2 separate regions of the Homo sapiens genome follow, and region 1 is linked to region 2. Evidence: read pairs that join two places in POLR2A ChIA-PET (ENCODE). Cell type or tissue: Panc1. All regions are shown on one strand. Links, peaks and the distances in the headings refer to the core of each region. The heading gives the core; the rest is flanking DNA.

What was found. ChIA-PET counts read pairs that join two places held together with the same protein. Peaks named below come from ENCODE experiments on the same cell type or tissue, not always from the same donor. Only the 100,000 strongest peaks of a DNase experiment are listed, where the experiment ranks them.
Region 1: POLR2A ChIA-PET joins it to region 2 with 5 read pairs; 3 of 35 experiments call an interaction of 5 or more read pairs at or near these places.

Annotation. Positions count from the first base shown.
Region 1 is chr9:137,365,764-137,368,658 of GRCh38, forward strand. EXD3 (exonuclease 3'-5' domain containing 3) reads right to left here. Exons shown (of 22, transcript NM_017820.5): 6 at 2,173-2,226; 7 at 730-869. Among named protein-coding and RNA genes, the nearest start is that of EXD3, 56 kb to the right of the region's middle. RefSeq lists an enhancer at 2,475-2,895. In Panc1, for the core only: no CTCF peak of the experiment used is centred there; no DNase peak of the experiment used is centred there.
Region 2 is chr9:137,433,429-137,436,323 of GRCh38, forward strand. NOXA1 (NADPH oxidase activator 1) reads left to right here. Exons shown (of 14, transcript NM_001256067.2): 11 at 25-179; 12 at 322-436; 13 at 537-651; 14 at 796-978. The coding sequence ends at 932. It overlaps ENTPD8 (ectonucleoside triphosphate diphosphohydrolase 8), which reads right to left. Exons shown (of 10, transcript NM_001033113.2): 7 at 2,585-2,848; 8 at 2,291-2,401; 9 at 1,776-1,910; 10 at 936-1,677. The coding sequence ends at 1,486. Among named protein-coding and RNA genes, the nearest start is that of ENTPD8, 6.5 kb to the right of the region's middle. RefSeq lists silencers at 2,617-2,871, 2,833-2,882. In Panc1, for the core only: no CTCF peak of the experiment used is centred there; no DNase peak of the experiment used is centred there; H3K27ac peaks cover 501 bases.

The sequences.
Region 1 (2,895 bases), core at 205-2,704, 68 kb before region 2:
ACCACATGCACGAAAACACACGTACACCTGCAGGCACACACATGTACACATCATATGCACGCAGACATACACACCTGCACAAACGAACACAATGCACACACAGATATACATGCACACACACACACCTGCAGGCACACACATACATGCACACACATGCACACCTACAGGCACACACAAACGTGCACACACGCACATATCACGTGCACACACAGAGACACACACATGCACACCTGCAGGCACACATGCACATGGGCACACACATACATGCACACACATGCACACACATGCACATGGCTTCCCTGAATCCATACAGGCACCATATGGGCTCCTTGTCAGGTGCTGCCTTTTCTCTGTAATTGCTGACAGACGTCACACACCAAGTGCTTCCAAAAACTTTATTAGATGAAAGAACAAAGGAATGGATGAACAAGAAAGCAGTACGGTTGCCATGCCTGCATGAGAAGAGCCACCACGGAGAATTATTTTCGTTCTTCTAAGAGCAGTTAACTCTTTTCACTCGGGAGAAGAGGGCTGTGCTCCTGCCAGCCCCAGCCGCTCCTCTCCAGAGGCAGCTGCTCCAGCTGCAGTCACATGGCAGCTGTGACCCAAACACCAGAACTTCCTGGGGAGAGCTCTCCCACGCGCCTGCTGCCCCCCTACACTCCCTTCCCTAACCAGGGCTCCCAGGATGCCATCTGGTGCCAGCTGCCAGCGCCCCACGGGACTCACCTGGCAACGTCCTTGATGTCAAAGCCGGGCTGGCACCAGGAATCCATGAGGACCAGCAGCCTCCTCTGGAGGTCCGGGAAGCCGGCCACATAGCGCTCCACGAGGGCCACCTTGTCCTGGAGGAGCAGTGGGATGCTCATCTGCAGGGGGACACACGGTCAGGCCACAGCCTCCGCCACCTCAGCCAAAACCTGACTCACCTCCAACCCAGAGGGAGCGGCCAAAGTGTCAGAACGAAAGGGGCCCAGAGGCCGTCCAGGCCCAGCAGTGCTCGCCCGGCCAGTGCTCACGCTCACACACACTCGCCCAAGGCTCCTGCTGGGCTCTGTGGCCATCCCCATCTCCATGATGAAGGCCTGGAGGCCCTAAGAGGCAAGGGGGACCCTGGGGAAGCTCATTTGTCACCAAATGTGGGGAGGCAGGACCAAGACAAACCACTGGCAGTAGCCCTGGTAGTCCGGAAATGCCTTCTCGTGGCACATGGTACCAGCACTGCCTCCCGAGCAGGTCTGCAAGACCCACACGCTGTCGGTGCCTCCAAGAGGCCCTGAGGGAGTCCCTGGCTGTGGCGCTGGGCCTTGGGGCACACCAGCCATTCCCTCAGCAAGAACGAATTCCCGTAGACAACGCCCCTCGAAGAAGACTCCTCACCTCCCTTCCCCCACCTCCTCTGCCCCACAGGTGAGGCTGCCTGGCGCCGACTGCATGGGGCCCACCTGCCCAGCAGTGCCTTGGGGGACAGTCCTCGGGCAGAACGCGAAGCCCCAAGAGCCCTCTCTGGCCCCAGCTCTTGTAGACCTGGAGTCTGCACCCATCGCCCGGAGCACAGCCCTGCAGGCTGTGTAGACACCCCTCCCTCTTTAGGGAGACCAGGATGCGTCCCGTCCCCACCTGGCTCTGCCCGAGGGGTGCTCACTCCCCCACCCTGCCCCTGCTTAACCAGCAGGTTCCCCTTGTGTCCCTGTGATGTGCACGAAGTCCCATTGTAGAAGCTTGGATCTGCCATCCCTGCAGACACTGTGGGTTCGAGGACTGTGTCATCTGTCCGGAAATTCACAGTTAGGTGACTGCTTCCCCCAGCCCACTGCACGGTGGAGGCGTGCAGCAGAGGAGGGTCCCAGAAGCACATGGGCTGCGTGTCCTCGAGGCAGCTGGTGCCCACTCCAGGGAAGGGGTGGCCCCAGCTGCTGCACGGAGCACACTCAGGGCTTCAGGGGACAGCTGGACACGGGGTTCGTGTACGTGCGGCTGCGTCTGATTTGGGGTCAGCCCATGAGGAGGATGGTGGTTTAGGGGGCTCTGGAGGCCCTCGCCGGCCCCCGATGGCCCTGCTGTCCCCCACTGTGGCTTGGTGGACTCCCGACCTCCAACAAACACTGTTTATAGAGACCTGGGCGTTATCCAAGTTTGAACCTAAACAATTTACATGAGAAAGACGTTCACCTTTTCAACGCCAAGCTCCGACTGCAGCTTCAACGTCGCGCCCAGCGTGGCTGCCTGGCAAACACAAAGGCGGCAGATTACTCAGGGCCTGGGAGGGGCCAGGCAGCACGGCGGGTGAGGGGGCTACCACCCTTTTGCACCAGCACCTGGTCACTGAGGCCGGAGTGCAGGGCCTTCCCGTGTTCAGCCACGTGGCCCTCAGGCCGAGGGGCCTGGCCTGGCAGACAAGCCCCCCCGTGCTGAGCCAGGCCTTGCATAGGCTGGGACAGGTGGGAGGCCTGGGCTTGGCCTGGATGGGGCAGCAGGGACTCAAGGGGGTGGCTGGCCACACAGCCTGGGTCCCAGGGCCTTGCTCGGGGATTGCTGATGAGCCAGAGGAAGGCTAGGAGGTGGGGTCAAGGCAAGGCGCAAAGCCGTGACCTCCCACACGACCCATCTGCGGGCCCCAGAACACAATGGTGCCTGCAGTGGACGGGCCAAGGCTGAGGACCCCCAGCCTCAGCGCATCCTGAGGCCTGGGGGGTCCTAGCCCTTCCCACGAGGCGGAGACGGGCACCCCGCGAGCGCTCCAAGGCCACACTGGCTGCGATCGGGGCACGGCCGGGCCCTGACCGCCTGCACGTACCACGGGCCTGAGCTGCTATTAATAATTTCCATAAGCCGCGCTCCCATAGCCAGCAAAAATGACCCACGAGAGCAGCCCGCGGAGCATCGGCGCCCCGC
Region 2 (2,895 bases), core at 307-2,806:
CCTCCCCCTCCTGCCTGGACCCAGGGAGCAGGTGCAGGGGGCTCCGAGCCCCTGGTGACTGTCACCGTGCAGTGCGCCTTCACAGTGGCCCTGAGGGCACGAAGAGGAGCCGACCTGTCCAGCCTGCGGGCACTGCTGGGCCAAGCCCTCCCTCACCAGGCCCAGCTTGGGCAACTCAGGTGGGCCAGAAAGCCCCCGGTGGCTGCGGTGGAGCTGGGCACCGCCCCGACTGAGGCAGCTGCTGGAAGAGGGGGTGGCAGAGGTCACTGCCCTCCCTGCAGGCCCCACCCAGGAGGCCCCCTCTGAGGAATCTCTTTGCAGTTACCTAGCCCCAGGTGAGGACGGGCACTGGGTCCCCATCCCCGAGGAGGAGTCGCTGCAGAGGGCCTGGCAGGACGCAGCTGCCTGCCCCAGGGGGCTGCAGCTGCAGTGCAGGGTGAGCCAAGGGCGAGGCAGGGGCAGGGGCACCCTGAGGGGCGGTGGAGGCCCCTCCTCCCAGTGCCCGGCCCGACCTGCAGCCCACTCTCCTGCCTCAGGGAGCCGGGGGTCGGCCGGTCCTCTACCAGGTGGTGGCCCAGCACAGCTACTCCGCCCAGGGGCCAGAGGACCTGGGCTTCCGACAGGGGGACACGGTGGACGTCCTGTGTGAAGGTAGGGTGGGCATGGCCCTTCCCAGGCAGCACCGTGGTGCCCGGGGTGTGGGGGGCTTAGAGCTCGGCCTGTGCTGTGAGCAGACGTGGCACCCAGAGGCCACGCCTGGGTAACGCCCTGCAGAGCCCGATGTCCCCCTTGCAGTGGACCAGGCATGGCTGGAGGGCCACTGTGACGGCCGCATCGGCATCTTCCCCAAGTGCTTCGTGGTCCCCGCCGGCCCTCGGATGTCAGGAGCCCCCGGCCGCCTGCCCCGATCCCAGCAGGGAGATCAGCCCTAATGATGCTGTGTCCATGATGCTTTTAATAAAAACAACCCCCACTGCAGTCTCACCCTCCAAGTGGGTGTGGGAGGCCGGGCTGGCCCAGCAGAAGCCCCCAGGCCTGGACTCCATCCATCTGCTCAGACAACAGCAGGGAGAGCGGGGGTCCAGGTGGGGCAGCTCCCTCCCTTCCACCCCTCTCCGCCCCTCCTGAGGCCCCATCAGGAGCAGGACCCCTGTGCCTCCGTGGTCTTGCCCTGTTTGCAGGCAGCATGTGGCCCTGCAGTCACACAGCCTGGAGACACCACGAGTCCTGGCGGCCTGTGTGCAGAAAGGCACCTACGGCCCTGGAAGCCCAGTTGCGGAAGGAGGTTGGGGGAGGGACGCCGGGAGGGGAGGTCATGCAGCCTCTGTGGCCAGCACCACCCTGACGGTGCCCTGGAGGTGGCTGTCACCTGACCGTGGGCAGAGCCACAGAGCAAGGCCCCACGGCGCTCAGGGCTCAGGAAGCCTCCAGCATCCGGGACGCAGCTGCCTGTGGGCTCTGTGGGGGCCCACCTCCGCCTTCCCACTAGTCCTGCAACCAGAAGAGCTGGACCAAGGCAGCCCCCACCACCGCCACCAGGGCCAGCACCATGAACACCACTTTGGCCACCCAGACGCCGTAGCTCTCTGCCCGCCACTGAGCCGGCGCATCGGCCGGGATCATCCCGGTCAGGTTCAGCATGTAGCCCAGTGTCCAGCCAATGTCCACACCGCCCGCCTGCGGGACACACGGCTGCTCAGGGCTGCGGGGCAGCTACCCCAGGACCACGACCTGCCCACGCCCACGCCCCGCCCACGCCCAGGGGAGGCAGTCACCTGCTTTCGGAACTCGAGGCTGGGCCAGGTCTCCTCGCTGAACCCGTAGCCCTCGTGCAGGAGGGTGAGGATGTACAGGCCTGAGGCACAGTAGTCCCGCAGCCAGCGGTCCTGCCCAGGGTAGCTGGCCTCCACCTGGGGCCCAGGAGACCAAGAGGCGAGGTGAGGGCCCCTGATCCCCAGTCATGCGGGGACCGCCCCATCTGTCCTGGCCAACCTGAGCACGCAGACAACAAGAGGGTGCCGGGCAGTGGTAGAGAGCCCCTCCCTGGCCCCACCGACCAGTTACGTGGTGCGGGTTGCGGCCCCTTCTTGGCGGGCCAGAGGCTGGGCCCAGCTGCGGCCGTGGCCACAGCCTCCTACCTGGAGTGGCACGGCCTGGAGCTGTCCTCTGCCCTTGCCTCCCCCGGCCCTGCTGGCCGTGCTGCCCAGAATGAGGCTCCAGCATCCTGCCCGAGGCAGCCCTGTACCCTCAGGGACCCTCGCTGCAGCCAGGGAGCCCAGGGCCCACCCACCAGTTTCCAGGGCCTCTGGCAAAACTCCCAGATGGTGGCGTTGACCGTGCTCAGGGGCTGCCTGGAGGTGAGGTTCAGGAAGTGGAAGGTGTAGTAGAAGTTGGAGAAGGCCTGAGTGAGAGGGGAGGTGGCTGTGCCTTCGCTGTGGCCACGCTGGGCCAGATCCACCCCACCCGGGCTCCCAGAGCCCCTAAGAGCCAGCCTGGGCCCCTCCTGGGCCTGCTGGAGTCAGACAGGCACCTGAGGCCTCACAAGGAAGCCCGGACCCCTGGTGGGGGCAGTGTAGGTGCTCACATAGAACTGGCCCCGCAGCGGGGGCTGGTAGACCCCGTCAAAGGCGCAGTCCTCCTGGCCCTGGCAGCTGGAGAAGTTGAAAAGTTCCCGGATGGCTGAGACGCAGGCTCCAGGGTTGCCTGTCCCTTCAACTGTGAGGTTCTGGGGGAGGCTCAGCGGGGGCGTGGCGTGGACACAGGGTGACTCATACAGCGGGCCCAGGGCCAGTGTGGTCTGGTAGCCGCTGAGGTAGCACGGGTGACGGAGCAGGGCAGCCGGGCGGCTCTGCAGAGGGCAGGGAGGCCTGAGCACCAGCCGCACACCTGCGGCCC